Linked DNA regions of Homo sapiens: region 1 is linked to region 2. Evidence: read pairs that join two places in POLR2A ChIA-PET (ENCODE). Cell type or tissue: PC-9. All regions are shown on one strand. Links, peaks and the distances in the headings refer to the core of each region. The heading gives the core; the rest is flanking DNA. Region 1 overlaps ADAMTS13 (ADAM metallopeptidase with thrombospondin type 1 motif 13). Region 2 overlaps STKLD1 (serine/threonine kinase like domain containing 1).

Region 1 (5,367 bases), core at 242-5,241, 54 kb after region 2:
TCTCAAAGTGCTGGGATTATAGGCATGAGCCACTGTGCCCAACCAAGAGATTTTTTTTCTTTTTCTTTTTTTTCTTTTTTTTGAGACTAAGAGTTTTCCTCTGTCGCCCAGGCTGAAGTGCAGTGGTGTGATCTTGGCTCACTGCAACCTCCGCCTCCCATGTTCAAACGATTCTCATGCCTCAGCCTCCTGAGCAGCTGGGACTCCAGCTATGTGCCACCACACCTGGCTAATTTTTTGTATTTTATTTTATTAGAGAGGGGGTTTCGCCATGATGGCCACGCTGGTCTCAAACTCCTGACCTCAGGTGATCCACCCGCCTTGGCCTCCCAAAGTGCTGGGATTACAGGCATGAGCCACTGAGCCTATTTCTTTTGAGGATATTCCTAAAAGAGAGACTTGAGAAAACTGGCCCTAATAACATCTTTATGATAGACACAATCAGAGATTTTCATATTGTGATTTTTTTTTCTTTTTTTTTTTTTTGAGATGGAGTCTCGCTCTGTCACCCAGGCTGGAGTCCAGTGGCGCAGTCTTGGCTCACTGCAACCTCTGCCTCCTGGGTTCAAGTGATTCTCCGTCTCAGCCTCCTGAGTAGCTGGGATTACAGGTGCGCACCACCACGCTCAGCTAATTTTTGTATTTTTAGTAGAGACGGGGTTTCACCATGTTGGTCAGGCTCGTCTCGAACTCCTGACCTTGTGATCCGCCGCCCAAAGTGCTGTGATTACAGGCGTGAGCCACTGTGCCTGGCCCATATTGCAATTCTTATAATGCCTCTCGGTCAACAATAACAGCTACCATTTGTCAAGTGTCTACTGTGTGCCAGGCACTTGTTATCTTCCCTTTTAAAAATCTTTATAAATGATTCTGCAAGGTAGATGCCATTATCTTTTTTTCTAAATCTAAGATTCAGAGGGTTAAGTCAGTTGTCTGAGGTCACACAGCTGGTAAGTGGCAGAGCCGGGATTGAAACCCATGCGGGCCTTATGTGCTAGAGGTGTCCAGTGAGCCTGGGCTGCAGTCCTTGCTGAGCCTGTCCCTTGGGGCTCTGGGTCTCTGCTTTGTCCACGCAGGTCTGATGGAGCTGCGTTTCCTGTGCATGGACTCTGCCCTCAGGGTGCCTGTCCAGGAAGAGCTGTGTGGCCTGGCAAGCAAGCCTGGGAGCCGGCGGGAGGTCTGCCAGGCTGTCCCGTGCCCTGCTCGGTGAGTGAGGGGAGCAAGACTGTGTGCTGGCCTTCTCCCTGTAAGTGGGAGACCCGAGCCTTGGCTCCATGCCCGGTGACCTGCGGAGGGGGGCAGGTGCTGCTGGCTGTGCACTGTGTGAGGCTGGACCATGGCCGCCCCATCCCCCTGCCTCACTCCAAGTGCAGGCCAGAGCCCCGGCCCAGCCCCTTTGAGGACTGCAACCCAGAGCCCTGCCCTGCCAGGTGGGCCCCTTCCCAAGGAGACAGGGGGTGCTAGGTCTGCATCCTGGCTCTTTCCTCACCTCCAAGCCAGACCTTTTGACCCTCAGTGTCCTCACCAGTGGGAGCAGGTCATTTTGTGCCCCCAGAAGACTGGGGGAGTTTAATGAAAGGATTAGATGCATGTAAAGTACATGCTAAATGCAATGAGTGTAAAATGCATGCTCGATGCAACGCGTGTAAAGTACATTGCACAGGATCTGGGATGCTGTGGGTGCACATGGTTGCTGGTGCGTTTCTTCATCGCCTGCTCTTTATGGAGCACCTAGGCCCCGGGGCCGTCCTGGAGCTAGGGGACACAGCAGAGAACAAGGCAGACAAATGTCCCTGACCTCCTGGAGCAAATGCAGGGGGAAAGGGGGACAGATAATAATAGGACAGGCGGGGAATGCAGTTTGATGGATGGTGTTCAGTGCGATGCAGCCAAACACAGCGGGAGGGGAGGAGGGGAGGGCTGGCGGGGTGGGCTCCAGGGCGGTGGTGCTGGGATCACTGTTGAAGACAGACATGCAGGGCCCTTGGGTGCCCGGACCCCTGCCCCCACTGTCTCTGGGATACGACATCTGTCGTTTGCCCTCACCTTTCTCTTCTGTAAAATGGGTTTGTCCAAATGTTCTGTCCACTCTGCCAAGCCTCTTGGTGAGGACACAAGGGGGCCTCCAGAAAGAGAACCTCTCCGGGCCCTTCCCAGCTTCCTGTCTCTTCCTAGTCTGGGGAAATGAAGGGGAGACCTGGCTCCCCTGGGTTCCCAGGCCCTGGGGCTGTTTGGGGTCCCTGACTCCAGTTTGCTCCAGGTGGCAGTACAAGCTGGCGGCCTGCAGCGTGAGCTGTGGGAGAGGGGTCGTGCGGAGGATCCTGTATTGTGCCCGGGCCCATGGGGAGGACGATGGTGAGGAGATCCTGTTGGACACCCAGTGCCAGGGGCTGCCTCGCCCGGAACCCCAGGAGGCCTGCAGCCTGGAGCCCTGCCCACCTAGGTGAGTCAGCCGGTGATGGGAGGGGCAGCTCCTGGTGTGTGCAGATGCCAGGCCAGGCGCTGTGGTGTGTGCCTGTAATCGCAGCTACTTGGAAAGCTGAATCAGGAGAACCACTTGAGTCCAGGAGTGCAAGTCCAACCTGGGCAACACAGTGAGACCTCATCTCTAAAAAAAAAACAAGACGGGGCCAGGTGTGGTGGCTCACGCCTGTAATCCCAGCGCTATGGAAGGCTGAAGCGGGTGGATTACCTGAGGTCAGGAGCTTGAGACCAGCCTGGCCAACATGGTGAAACCCCATCTTTACTAAAAATACAACAATTAGGCTGGGCGCGGTGGCTCACTCCTGTAATCCCAGCACTTTGGGAGGCTGAGGCGGGCAGATCACCTGAGGTTGGGAGTTCGAGACCAGCCTGTCCAACATACAGAAACCCTGTCTCTACTAAAAATACAAAATTAGCCGGGTGTGGTGGTACATGCCTGTAATCCCAGTTACTTGGGAGGCTGAGGCAGAATCGCTTGAACCGGGGAGGCCAAGGTTGTGGTGAGCCAAGATTACGCCACTGGACTCCAGCCTGGCTAACAGCAGCAAAACTCCATCTCAAAAAAAAAAAAAAAAAAAGAAAACCCACAAAAATTAGCCTGGCGTGGTGGTGTGCACCTGTCATCCCAGCTACTTCAGAGGCGGAGGCAGGAGAATCGCTTGAACCCGGGAGGCGGAGGTTGCAGTGAGCCGAGATGGCGCCGCTGGCACTCCAGCCTGGGCTACAGAGCGAGACTCCGTCTCAAAAACAAAACAACAAAACAAAACAAGACGGGGTGGGGGGCTCAGTGGCCCAAGAGCCAGTCTGTAAGGAATAGGGCTACCTGGCAGGCTGTGCTAGTTGTGGGAGGTGAAGTTTAAGCACCATGCAGGCAGGGTGCAGTGTGGGGAGGCCTGGGGGACAGAGGAGGCAGCATTTGAGCAGAACCTAAAGCTGTGAGCACCAGCATTCTGATGTGGAAGACGGGAGGGATGGAGGTCTCCACAGGGACACACACAGCCACACTAGGACACGGGACAGAATCATGTTCAAGTCCGTGGGGTCCGGAGCCCAGTGGTAAAGGGCGAACATTTGCCTACCTCATTTACAATTCTTTAATGGTTTCTTTTTGTAGGTTTGCATTTTTAGTAAAGAAATACTTTTCTATATCATACAGAAACGTCCAGAAAAGAATGTAACAGACATGTATGTTCCAGCACTCCAGTTTAATAGATAGCATCCTACTGCCATGTTTCCTTCCTGTCCACTTACTTTTATTTATTTAATTTATTTATTTTGAGACGGAGTCTCGCTTTGTTGCCCAGGCAGTGATGCAATCTTGGCTCACTGCAACCTCCGCCTCCCGGGTTCAAGCCATTCTCCTGTCTCAGCCTCCCAAGTAGCTGGGAATACAGGCACCCACAACCACACCCAGCTAACTTTTGTATTTTTAGTAGAGACAGGGTTTCACCATATTGGTCAGGCCGATCTTGAACTCCTGACCTCAGGAGATCTGCCTACCTCAGCATTCCAAAGTGCTGGGATTACAGATGTGAGCCATCACACCTGGCCAGCCTCCTTAGTTTTAAATAAATCCAGTTACAGATAAGATTTCACTTAAATTTAGGCTGGTCATGGCTCACGCCTGTAATCTCAGCACTTCAGGAGGCTGAGATGGGTGGATCATTTGAGCCCAGGAGTTTGAGACCAGCCTGGACAACATGCCAAAACCTTGTCTCTACTATAAATACAAAAATTAGCCGGGCATGGTGGTGCATGCCAGTATCCCCAGCTACTCGGGAGGCTGAGGCAGGAGAATCACCTGAACCTTGGGAAGTCAAGGCTGCAGTGAGCAGAGATCACACCACCACTGCATGCCAGCCTGGGCAACAGCATGAGACCCTGTCTCAAAAAAAAAAAAAAAAAAAAAAGATTTTACTTAAATTTAAACCCTGTACTAATCTGTGATTTATTTGGAGTATGTTGCAAAGTAGGGACCAAAGGATTTTTTTTTTTTTCTAAATTGTTAACTAGCATCTGTTGGACAAGCCCTGATGCCTCCAGGTGGCTCCTTGGTGGTATTGGTGTGTGTTAGAATCTATGTCTGGGCTTTCTACTGGGTTTTTTTCTTCTCCTTTTTTTTTTTTGAGACAGTTTTTCTCTGTCACCCAGGGTGGGGTGCAGTGGCGCGATCTCAGCTCACTGCAACCTCCGCCTCCTGGGTTCAAGTGATTTTCATGCCTCAGCTTCCCGAGTAGCTGGGATTACAGGTGCCCGCCACCACCCCCAACTGATTTTGTGTTTTTAATAGAGACAGGGTTTCACTATGTTGGCCAGGCTGGTCTTGAACTCCTGACCTCAAGTGATCTGCCAGGTTCTGTTTTTTGTGCTTTTTTTTTCTAGCTATTCTCTTGCCCATACAAAATTGTTTTAAATGTTGTAGCTTTATAACCATTTAACATCTGTGTCACTAGTGTGTCCTGATTTCTTTGCCTATGCTAAAGTCCCTTGGCTGTGTGTCCCATTTATTTTTCCACATCACATTTAGAGATGATCTGGGATTTTATGGGAATTGCAGGGTTTTTCACACTGCACGCTGCCTGCATGGTGCTTAAACTTCACCTCCCACACCTAGCACAGCCTACCAGGTAGCCCTGTTCTCTACAGACCACCTCTTGGGCCACTGAGCCTCCCCTCACTTTTTTTTAGAGATGGGGTCTCACTATGTTGCCCAGTCTGGACTTGAATTCCTGGGCTCAAGTGATCCTCCTGCTTCAGCCTCCCGAGTAGCTGGGATGCAGGCACACACTACATGAGCTCTGGCCATCCCTCTGACGTTGCTGTAGCCACGCTGGCCTCATTGTCCTGGAACATTCCAGGGATACTCCCCTGACTTAGGGCTTC
Region 2 (5,367 bases), core at 52-5,051:
GCTCTTTTGCCTCCCTGTCTGGGGTTCCAGTTGAGAAAGTAGGGCAGAGCAACTGTAACTTTGCCCCCAAGGTCCTGACATTTAGAAGGGGCAAGAAGTTTAGAGGGGTGCACAGTTTCTTGGCACGTGCCTCTTCCAACTCCTTCTACAGCCATCCAGGGCACACAGACACACCACCTATATGGGCCAGCCTGGTGGGCACCCACCAAGATGGACAGCTTCAGTGGCTCCAGATCAACACAAAGCTCCCGCTGATTGGGGCCTCTTCCTCCCCACAGTTAATATTCTCCACCTCTTCTGAGAAGAGGACCTGCAGGGCTTGTGTTTCAAGCTGCTTGCGGGGGGCCACCAAAGGGGATACAGTGCTGGGCAGGGTGACTCTGTCAAGCCCCTGCCCCCAGGGAGCAAAGGACTCAGGGATCCCACCTTGCTTTTACCAACAGACCCCTTTCGTAAGTCCTGGATGGCCCCTGAAGCCCTCAACTTCTCCTTCAGCCAGAAATCAGACATCTGGTCCCTGGGCTGCATCATTCTGGACATGACCAGCTGCTCCTTCATGGATGTGAGCCGCCCTCCCTCCCCCACACCCCACATGCTGTTCCCCACGCGCCCAGGCCTGGGGAAAAGGCTTGGCCTCACCCTGCCTCCCCTCTGCATCCCTTCCCCTGGCTCTCTGCAGGCTGCACAGAGCCCTCTTCTCCACCTGCGAGGGGCCTGCCCTCCTCAGAACCCCTCAGCTTGCAGCACCTGCTGGGCTCTAGCAGGATAATGACAGCAGTGGTAATATTCAGACCATCCCACGCGACCCTCGCAGCAGCCCTCCAGGTGGTGTCACTGACTCTTGATGGAGAAAAGCCAAGTTCAGGTGCCCTTGTGAGCATGAAGGCTGCACGGAGTTGCAAGCAACGGGAACCCAGTGTGGGCCTGAACACACCTGGCTGTCTCATGCACAAGCCCCAGGCTGGTGTGGAGGTGCCTTCTCTCCTCCTGCACATCCTTAGCATGCAGCTCTTTCTCTCATCCCTGCTGGGGCCCCTGCACCATGGCCACAGCCTGTGGGCAGGAAGGAGGGGAGGCAGAGGGCCCCACTGGCCCCGCGAGCACTCCAAGGTCACTCTGGCTGCAGGGAGGCAGGGAAGTCCAGCCTGTCGCTTCCTATCCTCTATATGCAGAAGAGAAAAGTGGGGAAGGCCTGCCATGCCCAAAACAAGGAAGCTCCCCTTCTCCGCAGCACCACCTGCAGGCACCGAGGTCCCCAGAAAGGACAGACACCTGGCTGGACCCAGGTTCCCCATGGTCTCCCAGACCCCCAGACTCCACCTCTGAGAAGCACCTTGCCACTCCCTTCCTTTGAAAGACTCCCAGGGAAATGAGAGCCTTCCCACTTCGGAGGCTGTGTGACATCCTGGAAATTAGCCTGAGCTCCAGCCCCAGCCCAGGCAGTGTGACCCTGGGCATGCTCACACTCTGTGAAATGGGCATGCTGTCTTACTGGCTGGGTCTAGATCAGGGGGCTTTCTTGGCAGGACTCCACCCCGGGAGACAACCCGCTGGCTTCTCTGAAACTCCATTTCTTCTTATGGAAGAGCTTGGGGCCCCTGGGGTCTCTGGGCATTCTTGTAGACGGTGGCCACACCTGGCTCTCCCTGGTCTCCTCCTGGATTTCTTGGTCCCTGGTCGTCCCCTGCCCATGCTGGGACCTAGTTTTCATTTACTTAAGGGAATACACAGAGCTGTCCTCTCTCCGTGCAGGGCACAGAAGCCATGCATCTGCGGAAGTCCCTCCGCCAGAGCCCAGGCAGCCTGAAGGCCGTCCTGAAGACAATGGAGGAGAAGCAGATCCCGGATGTGGAAACCTTCAGGAATCTTCTGCCCTTGATGCTCCAGATCGACCCCTCGGATCGAATAACGATAAAGTGAGCTCAGGGTCGGGGTTTATTTTAACCTGTGGATTTATCTTTCAACATCTCTCCACCCTAATACAAGCACAGCTAGTTGGCTTTGTAACGCCTCAAAGAACTCCATCACAGATGCCCTGATTATCCCTGCACAGCTGGGCTTTGCCCAGTTCTGGCTCTCCCAAACCGTGCTGCGGCGAGTAATCCCGAATGTACGGTGGAGTGAGCAGACTGACCCCCAGGAGGCACAGGAGGCGTAGCCCCCAGGACCCACGACACTTTTAGGGTTCCAGAAAAAAGTTTTCATTCTACATAAAAAAAAAAATTCCTAAAGACAATGGTCACCTTTAAATTTTTCATTCTAACTTACTTTAAAATCAGAAGACAAAAGTAAATACATAACACTGGCCGGGGCGGTGGCTCATGCCTATAATCCCAGCACTTTGGGGGGCTGAGGCGGGTAGATCACTTGAGCTCAGGAGTTCTAGTCTAGCCTGGGTAACATGGCGAAACCCCTGTCTCTACGAAAAATACAAAAAATTAGCTGGGTGTAGTGGTGCATGCCTGTGTTCCCAGCTACTGGGGAGGCTGAGGCAGGAGGATCGCTCGAGCCCGGGAGGCAGAGGTTGTTGCAGTGAGCTGAGATCTCGCCACTGCACTTCAGCCTGGGTGACAGAGTGAGACCCTGTCTCAAAAACAAAACAAAAACATATAACAAAGAATCCAGGCCGGACACGGTGGTTCACACCTGTAATCCCAGCAGTTTGGGAGGCTGAGGTGGGTGGATCACTTGAAGTCAGGTGTTCGAGACCAGCCTGGCCAACAGAGCGAAACCCCGTCTCTACTAAAAATAGAAAAAAAATTAGCTGGGCATGGTGGGGTGCGCCTGTAGTCCCAGCTACTCAGGAGGCTGAGACAGAAGAAATGCTGGAACCCGGGAGGTGGAGGTTGCAGTGAGCCGAGATTGTGCCACTGCACTCCAGCCTAGGTGACAAGAGTGAAACTCCATCTAAAAAAAAACCCAAACAAAACAAAACAAAAAACCCAACATATAGCAAGGAATCCAGCCTGGGTCATATTCATCTTTATACCAACGCAGTTGTAAAATCTGGGTTTTCATGTTTCTATGGAGGCAGGGGACAAGAGCAAAAGTGCCAGGGCCCCGGACTGTCCCCCAGCTCTGTGAGCTGAGGCCCTGCCTCCATGGAGTACGTCCCTGGGTGTGGAATTGCTGGGGTGCTTGCCGGACACACTGGGGACACTATGAGAGACCCTGCCAAATGAATCCCAAAACAGGGAGTTCAGTGTCCAGTGTCCGCACCAATGGGCAGCCCGGAGCCAGAGGCAGAGGGAGAGCCCCACGGGGAGGTGGCAGGGGGCGCTGCTGGGTTACTCAGCCCTCTCTGCTCCTCTGCTAGGGACGTGGTGCACATCACCTTCTTGAGAGGCTCCTTCAAGTCCTCGTGCGTCTCTCTGACCCTGCACCGGCAGATGGTGCCTGCGTCCATCACCGACATGCTGTTAGAAGGCAACGTGGCCAGCATTTTAGGTGATGCTGGGGACACAAAGGGGGAGCGTGCCCTGAAGCTCCTGTCCATGGCCTTGGCATCCTATTGTTTAGTTCCAGAGGGTTCATTATTTATGCCCCTGGCCTTGCTCCACATGCACGACCAGTGGGTAGGAACAGTTTCCCTCCATCCATCCCTACACACTGCCCAGGACACCGCTCTGCTCAAATATCCTCCATAGCTCCCAACTACCTATAACACAAAGTTCCTCTCCATAGCCTGGCCCCCACCTGTTTTCCCTCCGCTCCTGCTACACAAATCCTCTATGTAGCTCAATGGCCTAGTCACTGCCCACGCCTCCCACAACCCTCTGCTTTTGCTTCCACAGCCTGGGTGGCACACAGTGGTCCCAGGACATCTTCCTCACACAGCACCACTTCCTTCCTGCGTGCTTCTATGTGCCCAGGATGAGCAGAAGTGCGCTCCATCATCTGTGTGCTCCAAGACAGAGACTTGGGTTCTATTAAGGAAAAGTTGCTTGGTCTCAGTGGCCTCATCTGTAAAGTGGGGATGGTAACAGCCCCTCCCTCTCATCCTGAACCTGTGGATCTGAGGAGGGGATGCACACACAGCAGCCAGCCCAGTGTGGTGCCGAGAAACAGAGCCCCGAGGCCCTGGTCCTCAGAAAGGTCCCTCCCCTGCCTTCCTGTCCCTGCAGAGGTCATGCAGAAATTCTCTGGCTGGCCCGAAGTCCAGCTCAGGGCCATGAAGAGGCTTCTGAAAATGCCTGCAGATCAGCTAGGTAGGCCCCACCCTGCACCCCTTTCCCAGCTGCTCCCCTAGGGGCAGAAGCTATGGTCCGGCCTGTGGGGAGCTGAGGCTGGCCCTCACCCCGGGCTCTCCTCGCCAGTGCTTTATTGCAGCGTGGAGGCGTGCATGTGTCCCCAGAAGAGTCCCGTGTCTCTGCTATCTGCCTGGGGAAGACAGCAGAGAAGGGGAATGGGTGGTGTGGCAGCCCTCACATGATTTTAATGGAGCCACAGACATCCCATCTTCCCCACTGTCCCTATGAGGGGTATCTGAGTTGTTTCTCAGTTTCCACTATTATGAATGATACTAGAACGGACACCCTGGTGTGTATGTATCTGTGCACTTGTTTCCGTAGCACAGATTCCTAGATGTTCAAGAGTGTGAATACTTTAACTTTTCACAGATACAACTTGCCCACCTATTAAGAATGCATGGCCTGGCGCAGTAGCTCACGCCTGTAATCCTAGCACCTTGAGAAGCCAAGGCGGGAGGACTGCTTGAGCCCAGGGATTTGAGACCAGCCTGGGCAACAAAGGGAGAGCCCATTTCTACAAAAAATAAAAAAATTAGCCAGGTGTGGTGACACATGTCTGTTATCCTAGCTACTCAGGAGGCTGAGGCAGGAGGATTGCTTGAGCCCAGGGAATTGAGGCTATAGTGAGCTACGCTTGCACCACCGCACTCCAGCCTAGAAGACCCTGTCTCAGAAAACAAAACCAAACCCAAAAAGATTGTTACTGCTCATTCATGGAGAGTGTTGGGAAAAGCAGTTTTTTTTTGTTTTTGTTTGTTTGTTTGTTTGTTTTTGAGACAGGGTCTCGCTCTGTCCCCCAGGCTGGAGTGCAGTGGTGCGATCTTGGCTCACTGCAACCTCCGCCTCCTGGGTTCAAGTGATTCTCCTGCTTCAGCCTCCCAAGTAGCTGGGACTACAGGTGTGTGCCACCACACCCAGCTAATTTTTCGTATTTTTATTAGAGAGGGGGTTTCACCATGTTGGCCAGGCTGGTCTCAAACGCCTGATCTCAAGTGATCTGCCTGTCTTGGCTTTCCAAAGTGTTGGGATTACAGGCGTGAGACACCGTGCTCGGCCAATTTTTAAAACATTTGTGCCAAAACATGCTTTCATAAAATCTTTCCATTCAACCTTTTTC

What was found. Peaks named below come from ENCODE experiments on the same cell type or tissue, not always from the same donor. Only the 100,000 strongest peaks of a DNase experiment are listed, where the experiment ranks them.
Region 1: POLR2A ChIA-PET joins it to region 2 with 6 read pairs; 7 of 35 experiments call an interaction of 5 or more read pairs at or near these places.

The regions. Positions count from the first base shown.
Region 1 is chr9:133,447,523-133,452,889 of GRCh38, forward strand. It overlaps ADAMTS13 (ADAM metallopeptidase with thrombospondin type 1 motif 13), which reads left to right. Exons shown (of 29, transcript NM_139027.6): 22 at 1,077-1,206; 23 at 2,261-2,443. Among named protein-coding and RNA genes, the nearest start is that of CACFD1, 9.8 kb to the right of the region's middle. In PC-9, for the core only: no CTCF peak of the experiment used is centred there; a DNase peak (open chromatin) is centred at 2,489.
Region 2 is chr9:133,393,848-133,399,214 of GRCh38, forward strand. It overlaps STKLD1 (serine/threonine kinase like domain containing 1), which reads left to right. Exons shown (of 18, transcript NM_153710.5): 8 at 444-562; 9 at 1,753-1,916; 10 at 3,317-3,447; 11 at 4,125-4,208. Among named protein-coding and RNA genes, the nearest start is that of STKLD1, 20 kb to the left of the region's middle. In PC-9, for the core only: a CTCF peak has its summit at 3,268; no DNase peak of the experiment used is centred there; H3K27me3 peaks cover 4,003 bases.